3 separate regions of the Homo sapiens genome follow, and regions 1 and 3 are each linked to region 2. The links are chromatin contacts, found by Hi-C or POLR2A ChIA-PET in ENCODE. All regions are on one chromosome and are shown on one strand. The core of a region is the stretch at or near the end of the contact, and the rest is flanking DNA. Distances in the headings are between cores, read along the strand shown. Region 1 holds the start of LINC02560 (long intergenic non-protein coding RNA 2560). Region 2 holds the start of ZNF417 (zinc finger protein 417). Region 3 holds the start of ZNF549 (zinc finger protein 549).

Region 1 (2,821 bases), core at 73-2,572, 480 kb before region 2:
TTTCAGCCCCCGTCGCAATCTCCAGCGCAACGTGGTCGTCATGGCAACATCGCCCTCGGGTCCCTGATTGGCCGTCGAGTCTGGCGCGCCTTCCCTACCTCACGTAATAGGGCTGCGGCACTAAGGCGACGCGCGCGCGCAGCACAGGCGTGATGAGTTGTTATGGCGACCAGAGTCCCGCCTCTTCAGCCCTACATAGGGCCTCCGATTGGTCCGCGCTTCCTCGAAGGCCTCTCCGCATTCTGGGCGGGGCCCGCCCGGGGCAAGAGGAGGGAGAAGGCAGGGCCGTGACTATGAGGGCGGAGGAGAGAAGTGCGGCTGTGATCTGGGGAAGGAGGGAAACCCAAGGATGCCAGCACGTGCGGTTGAGGTGAGAAGGGATCTTGCAGAACGCTTCCAGGACCCAGATTCGTATGCACGCCCTGCCCAGCTGGTCAGCCTCAGTTTCCCCATCTGTCAGTCTGGACAGTGACGCTCCCAGCGTCCGGCGAAGCCCCGCTCTTGGCCCTTGGTCCCTCCGCCTGATCACAAGAGGGTGCCGCGACGGCCGGGGACGGGTCTGGCGTGGGCAGGGACCTCTCCGACCCTCATTGAGGAAAGAATGGCGGAACCCGAAAACCGGGCCCTGGCGTCCCTCCTGCAAGGTGGGGAGGAGAGCTGGACGGCAGGATTTGGGAAGGGCTTGGGGAGCAGGGCCCCCTGAGGGTGGCGGGGGAGGCAGTGCTACCAGAACCATGGTTCGGTTGGTTCAGCCGCCTGGACCTCATCTGCTCCCTGAGGTTGGTCTTTGCTCCGCACCCTGGTGCGGCCTGGTACACAGAAGGCGCTCAGTAAACACTTGTGGATGAAGGAAAAAGAGAATTTATTGTCGTCGATTTACAGAAAACAGAATCAAAGGCCGTGCCGTGCTGGGCCCTCTGGCACCCGGCTTCACAAGCACCCAGGCCTGCCAGGAGGAGCAAGTCCGGGGCCGAAGTGCCAAGGGGCAGGGTGTACAGCAGTGATGGGGTGGGCAGAGAGAGGATAGGAGGGCACAACTCCAGCTCTGAAGAAGAGAAAGAGGAGATTGGCTGAGGCTGGGCAAGGGTGGGAGGCGTCCCCCTGGGTGGTGTCAGGCAGCCTCTTTGTTTGAAAGCAGTGGATAGGCAGGCAGACATTGGGCACCAAGGTGGTAATCAGCAGACCAGATGCCCAGCAACTCCTAGGCTCAGTCATCAGCCTCATTTTACTGCAAGAGAGAATGAGGCCCCTGGCTCCAAGCTGGTAGAGTGCAGAAGCCACAAAAGCACCTAGGAGCGAGCTGGTTAAGACGGAGAATGCGGCCAGCCCCACCCAATACCCCCAGCCCCACCCCTGGCCTCCCCAGGTCCTCCTGTATTTGTGCAGGCTATGCCACTGGCCTCAATGCCAGCTCCTGAGCATCCTTTAGGATACAGCTCCCTCCTCCAGGCAGCCTTCCTGGTCTACCCTCAGGCACAGAACATCCTCTCCCTCTTCTGTGCAACACCAGGCAAGGGCCCCTTTCTGACTCCCCTGCTTGGCCTGTCTGGGTCAGAAATACCATTGCACACCCCCACTCCCCTAGGTTGGGTGGGAGAGGGAAGCAATGAGGAGGATCTCTGAGACCCTATGGTAGGCAGAATAATGGCCTCCAAAGATATCCCGGTCTGAATCCCTGGAACTTGTGAATCTTTTACCTGACACCACAAAATGGACTTTGCAGGTGTGATTAAATTAATGATCATGAGATGGGGAGACTATCTTGGATTATTCGGGTGGGCGCTATGTACTTGTAGTGTCCTTATAAGTGAAAGAGGGAGGTAGGAGGGTCAGAGAGATCTGAAGATGCTGCACTGCTGGCTTTGAAGGAGCCAGGAGCCAAGGAATGCAGCCCTAGAAGCTGGAAAAACTAATGAAATGAATTCTCTCTTAGAGCCTCTAGAAAGAACTAGCCCTATGGGCAACTCAACTTTAGCCCAGTGAAACTGATCGTTGACTTCTGGACTGCAGAACTGCAAGATAAGAAGTGTGTGTTTAGCCAGGCATGGTGGCCCATGCCTGTAATCCCAGCACTTTGGGAGGCTGAGGTGGGTAGATTACTTGAGACCAAGAGTTCAAGACCAGCCTGGCCAACATGGTGAAACCCCGTCTCTATTACAAATACAAAAAGCCGGGTGTGGTGGCGGGCGCCTGTAATATCAGCTACTTGGGAGACTGAGGCAGGAGAATGATTTGAACCTAGGAGGCAGAGGTTGCAGTGAACCGAGGTTGCGCCACTGCACTCTAGCCTGGGCTACAGAGCGAGACTCTGTCTCAAAAAAATAAATAAATAAATGAAATAAGGCCGGCTGCGGTGGCTCAGGCCTGTAATCCCAGCACTTTGGGAGGGCAAGGCAGGCAAATCACGAGGCCGGGAGTTTGAGATCAGCCTGGCCAACATGGTGAAACCCCGTCTCTACTAAAAATACAAAAATTAGCCAGGCATGGTGGCGGGCGCCTGTAATCCCAGCTACTTGGGAGCCTAAGGCAGGAGAATCGCTTGAACCCGGGAAGCGGAGGTTGCAGTAAGCCGAGATCATACCACTCCACTCCAGCTCGGGCGACAGAGTGAGACTCTGTTTCAAAAATAAATTAAAAAAAATAAACGCGTGTTCTAAATAATTAAGTTGGGGGTATTTTGTCACAGCAGCCACAGAAAATGAATAGACCACCAACTCTGCGGCTGTCTGACCAGGTTTCTTCCCTATGAGGCTGGGCTGTGGCTGCCCAGTGACCCAGTACACTGGTCCCAGCCCCTGTGGGTGACATCGGCATGTGGGTG
Region 2 (2,700 bases), core at 201-2,700:
GTTGCAGTGAGCCGAGATCGCGCCACTGCACTCGAGCCTGACCAAAGAGCGAGACTCCGTCTCATAAAAGAAAAAGTTTATTTTGCCAAGGTTGAGGACACATGCCCGTGACACAGCCTCAGGAAGTCCTGACGACATGTGCCCATGGTGGTTGGGGTACAGGTTGGTTTTATACATTTTAGGGGGACATGAGACATCAGTGAATATATGTAAGAAGTACATTGGTTCCGACCAGAAAGGCGGGAACAACTCGAAGCAGGGAGGGGACTTCCAGGTCACAGGTAGACAGGTAGAGAGACAAATAGTTGGATTCTTTTTAATTTCTGATAAGTCCTTCCAAAGGAGGCAATCAGAATAGGCATCTATCTCAGTGAGGAGAGGGAAGACTTTGAATAGAATGGGAGGCAAGTTTGCCCTGAGCAGTTCCCAGATTGACTTTTCCCTTTAGCTTAGTAATTTTGAGGCCACAAGATTTTCCTTTCACAGATTCTATCAGCAGGAGAGTTGTTTTCTGTAGGAATCACAGAGATTCAGCTTTGCACTCCTGCTATAGGGGAGCACATCCCTAACTTCCTTCATTTGCCTTAGGCACTCTAAGGCTTCTGAGGGCCTTCAGACACATTATAACACAACAACGCTTATCAGCCTCTGCTTCCAGTGCAGGTATTTTGCGACTGAACGACTGTTTCAAACGGTGTGGTAATTTGGATTTTTAGCCTTTAGGAGAATCCTAAATAATAGTTTTAGCTTGAGCTCCCTATTATTTACCTTGCGCTCCCCGAAATCTGAAACAGTATTTTTCCAGATTCTTGAGTGATTAGTTACAGACACTAGTCTCCAGGAATCTCAATACGGCTTCTAAGGCTAGGTGAGACCCCTCCTCTGCCCTAGAAAGGCGCCTTTTTTTTTTTTTTTTTTTTTTTTTTTTTTTTTTTTTTTGAGACAGAGTCTTGCTCTGTCGCGCAGGCTGGAGGGCAGTGGCGCGATCCCAGCTCACTGCAAGCTCTGCCTCCCAGGTTCACGCCATTCTCCTCCAGCCTCAGCCTCCAGAGTAGCTGTGACTGTAGGCGCCCGCCACCACACCCAGCTAACTTTTTTTTTTTTTGAATTTTTAGTAGACACGGGGTTTCACCGTGTTAGCCAGGATGGTCTCCATCTCCTGACCTCGTGATCCGCCCACCTCCGCCTTCCAAAGTGCTGAGATTACAGGCTTGAGCCACTGCGCCCGGCCAGAAGGGTGCGCTTTTTAAGGAGAACCCCTGACCTGATGGCGGGCTTTTCCTGCAGATGGACTCTGGGTATCGCTCTTTTTAGCGCCATGGAAAGTGGGGAACTACATTACCCAGAAAGCTCTGCGTTAAACGACAGCCGGTCAGAGCCAATGAGCACTCGGAAAGAAGGCATTTCCACGTGTGCACGTAACGTAAGGCTGAGACTTCCGGGGTCTCTAGTAGCGGCTGTGTATCGGTGACGCGGGTGTTTCCCCAGTTTGTGGCCCCTGAGTGCTGGGGGGGGACCGCGGTGACTGAACCTAGAAGGTGGAGAGGAATCGTCCTCGGTGCCCAGAGGCGGCTCTGCAGCCCCGTGACGGCGACCACTGCTCCCGGGCCGTGCTTCCCCAAGTAGTCCGATGGCAGCGGCTGCGCCGAGGCGCCCGACTCAGGTAATTGTGGCGCCTTCTGTGCCCTCAGGTCACCCCATCGTCACCCAGGTCCTAAACCAGCGAGGGAGCGGCTCCTGCTCACGGGTCTGTAGCCGGTACCCGGCGTAGGAACACTGAGGCGCTCGCAGGAGGGGTCCCTGTGTAACTGTCCAGTGGGGGTCCCTGTGTAACTGTCCAGTGGGTTCACCTTGCCAGCTGCCTAGACAGAGCCGATTTATGAAGACTGGAGAATTGCGATGGAGAAATAGTAATTGACGCAGAGCCGTCAGGCTGTTCTGGAGACAGGAGTTTTATTATTACTCAAATCAGTCTCCATTAGCATTCCGGGATCAGAGTTTTCAACATTAATTTGGCGGTAAGGGTTGGGACCTGAGATGGATTCATAGAGGGTTAAAGTGAGTTTTTCATGCTGTTTTCTGTTCTGGGTGGGATGGCAGAACTGATTGACCCAGATTACCGGTCTGTGTGTTGTCAGCTGATCCATCCAGTGCAGGATCTGCAAAATACCTCAAGCACTGATCTTAGGTTTTACAATAGTGATTTATCTTCAGGAGCAACTTGGGGAGGTTCAGACTCTTGGAGTCAGAAGCTGCATGACCCCTAAACGGTAATTTCTAACCTTGTAGCTAATTCGTTAGTCCTGCAAAGGCAGGCTGTTCTCCAGGCAAGAAGGGGGTCTTTTCAGGAAAGGGCTATTATCAATTTTGTTTCAGAGTGAAACCATGAACTGAATTCCTTCCCTAAGTTAATTCAGCCTATACCCAGGAATGAACAAGGACAGCTGAAAGGTTGGAAGCAAGACGGAGTCAGTAAGGTCTGATTTCTTTCACTGTCATAATTTCCTCAGTTATAATTTTGCAAAGACGGTTTCACCTGTTTCTGACACCCGTGGGATGCGGTGGGGAGAGCAACAAGCACAGGGAGGGGCGCAGGCAATGGCCTGGAGATGGACGGAGCCGGGAGGATGGAACCTGTCTGGAACAAAGTGTGAGGTGGAGCTCTCCCTGGAAGAGTAAGCAGGCCGAGGGCTGTGCATT
Region 3 (2,820 bases), core at 6-2,505, 390 kb after region 2:
TCCCTTTGGAAGTACCCCCGGAACCCCATGGCCCTCCTATCTGCAGGCAGCTTCGCCAAGGCCGACCCACACTTTCCCAGCCTCCAGCCTCAGCCCTCCCTCTCTTCATCTCAAAGTAAAACCTTAAGATTTCCCGTCTAAATTTAAGGCTTGGCTTGAGTCTACGCCCCAGCCTGTCTCCATTTACACATCACTGAGTCAGTCCCCTCCCATGAATTTTCTACTTATGATTCCAACTGCCCATGTAACAACTTCACTCTGTGGCAATTTAGAAACACCACGTCCAAAATTCAACTCCTACTATTTCCCTGAAACCTGCTCCCTCACCAGATTTCTTTGTCAACTCTTCCAGATGTTCAGGTAAAAGAAAAACTTGGGATCATACTTCACTCCCACTTTTGCTCATAGGCACAAATGATGGAGCAGAAAATCCTGCTGGCTTTACCTTTAAGATCTACCAAGATTCTTATTACTTAGGTCCCTTCAGCAACCCGTCTGGTCCAGAATCCACCATAATCCTCCTGGAGCCTACTACAGCAGTCTCCTCACCAGTATCCCTGCGTCCACCCCCATCACTCCGTAACAGTCTGTTTTCTCCACTCATTGCCTTTGAAATATTTTTTCAGACCCTCACTCAGATCGTGTTCTCCTTTAGTTCACAACCCTCCATGGCTCCCAAAGACTCAGAATTAAAAACCCCGGTTGCTCAGGCTGCCATGGCAGCCGTGCCTTCTTCTCCTCATTCTCTCTGCTCCCTGCAGACACAGGTCCGCCCCCAAGTTTCCGAATGCTCGCGACCCCGGCGCACCTCCCAGGCTCTGCGCGTGCAGCCCCCACGGTACGCAACGCTCTCCCTTCTTCACCTCACCGCCCGTCAGCTCTGAGGACCCCACCCAGAACTCCTCGCTGTCCTGGAGAAGAGGCCTGAACTGCAGAGACCCACGCAGGTGACCCCAGTCCGGGGCCTCAGGACCCAGGTGAGGATCCGAGGACTCCGCTCTCACCTGCGGCGTAATCACTAGCGCTGCCTCGGCCATGGGACTTTAGGCGGGGCGGGGCCTGGAAAGGCGGGCGGTAAAGCCCGGGATCCGGCGTGCGTGCGGTGGCAAATCGCTGGGCGACGCTCAGACCGAGACCAGGCAAGCTCCTCTGCGGGCGGACACCACCTCCACCGGTTTCCGGCTCCAGTTACCTGGCCCGGACCCAGCGAGCCGGAAACGCCCAGCCCGCGGACGCGCTCGCAGGCAGCAAAAACGACCACCACCGGAAAGACGCCGGAAGATTCTGGCGTATTGCGCACTTACGGAGGTGCCCCTTTCCTGGGCAATGATTGGTCTAAGGCCCCGGCACGCTCGGCGCACAGTATTCTGGGTGGTGTAGTTCCTACCACGCCGCAGTCCGCCGCGCTGTGAGGACTCAATCCAAGAAAGAGAGGACAAAGGAAAAAACCCATCAAACTAGGGTCAGCAAAGCCTATTACATACACAGGATAAAAGAATACGATTTGATCTTCATTTCTCAACACAAAAGTTGACATATATTGCATACAATACATTAAAAATGTTGACAATTGAGAATTGACGCGACCCTTAATTTTTTTCTTTTTTTTAATGTAGAAACTATAACCAAAAATAAAATTCAAAGGCCTCCCAACTATCTGAATGGACCCCCTCCTCTCAGCATTATAGAGTTAACCTGAAAATCTAGTTCAGGCCATTATGGAAGAAGGGGTTGGACATGCCTCATTCTACCCCTACAGCAATAACATCAGCATAGACCTTAAGTCTGATAAGAAACATTTACAATCTATTTCTCTGAAACTTGCTACCTGCAGGCTTCATCTGTATGATAAAACCTGGGTCTCCAACCAAGGTGATCACTAACAGTGGGGTCAGCATCCCCTTATCCCACACGTTTGTGTTTATTCTGTTTTTTTGCCCTCAAGTGTTAGTGACTTAAATTACATAATGTATCTATTATCATAAGTGGAACTGAAATGAGATTGCAGAAACATTATATCTTCTTTTTCTTTTCTTTTTTTCCTTTTTTTTTTTTGACAGAGTCTCACTCTGTCGCCCAGACTGGAGTACAGTGGTGCAATCTCTGCTCACTGTAACCTCCACCTCCCAGGTTCAAGCGATTCTCCTGCCTCAGCCTCCCGAGTAGCCGGGACTACAGGCATGCGCCACCACCCCCGGATAATTTTTGTATTTTTAGTAGAGACAGGGTTTCACCATGTTGGCCAGGCTGGTCTAGAACCGGCCTCAAGTGATTCGCCTGCCTTAAAGTGCTGGGATTACAAGCATGAGCCACCATGCCTGGCTTTTTTCCCCCATATTTAGCAATTAGCTTTTGTTGCTATCCATTGTCTTCATTTCTCTTTAGTTTTTAATTGTTTATAATTTTGACATTTTATAATTACTTAAGAAAGGTTAGAAAAATTACCATTTAGATTGGAGTCATATTAAATAAGACACCTATATTGTAAAAATATCTTTATGAATGTAATCTTTGGCTATAGTGTTGTAACCGAGCGAGTTATAGAGAAATGCCACACTCTGAGACTAATTCTGGAGTCCTTTTATTGCCAGCGACCGAGAGACAGCTAGAGCTCAAAATTCTTGGCCCCGAAGAAGGGGCTAGATTTCTTTTTATACCTTGATCTAAATAGGGGAGGGGGAGTTTAGCTGAAGCAATTTTTACAGAAGCAGAACAGGCAAAAAGTTAAAAGATAAATGGTTACACAAACATTTACAGGAAAATAAACAGTTCCAGGTGCAGGGGCTTAATTATCACAAAGTGATAAACGCAGGGGCTTTG

Evidence for each region. A loop is a pair of places that touch in the nucleus more often than their neighbours do. ChIA-PET counts read pairs that join two places held with the same protein, here RNA polymerase II (POLR2A). Pooled maps may share reads with other maps.
Region 1: a map of CD8-positive, alpha-beta T cell shows a loop between it and region 2 (3-fold over the local background). The contact joins the promoter of LINC02560 here to the promoter of ZNF417 in region 2. A Hi-C loop is called at or near these places in 1 of 168 maps with a recorded cell type or tissue (CD8-positive, alpha-beta T cell), 2 of 37 single-sample maps with no recorded cell type and 11 of 50 pooled maps. POLR2A ChIA-PET finds 5 or more read pairs at or near these places in 1 of 52 experiments (T-cell).
Region 3: a map of naive thymus-derived CD4-positive, alpha-beta T cell shows a loop between it and region 2 (13-fold over the local background). The contact joins the promoter of ZNF549 here to the promoter of ZNF417 in region 2. A Hi-C loop is called at or near these places in 1 of 168 maps with a recorded cell type or tissue (naive thymus-derived CD4-positive, alpha-beta T cell), 1 of 37 single-sample maps with no recorded cell type and 12 of 50 pooled maps.

The regions. Positions count from the first base shown.
Region 1 is chr19:58,398,704-58,401,524 of GRCh38, reverse strand. LINC02560 (long intergenic non-protein coding RNA 2560) reads right to left here and starts at 1,322. Exons shown (of 1, transcript NR_149054.1): 1 at 846-1,322. RefSeq lists an enhancer at 1-315.
Region 2 is chr19:57,915,342-57,918,041 of GRCh38, reverse strand. ZNF417 (zinc finger protein 417) reads left to right here and starts at 1,450. Exons shown (of 3, transcript NM_152475.3): 1 at 1,450-1,663. The coding sequence starts at 1,631. RefSeq lists enhancers at 1,074-1,133, 530-1,385, 1,404-1,693.
Region 3 is chr19:57,525,791-57,528,610 of GRCh38, reverse strand. It overlaps ZNF549 (zinc finger protein 549), which reads right to left and starts at 1,255. Exons shown (of 4, transcript NM_001199295.2): 1 at 1,005-1,255. The coding sequence starts at 1,037.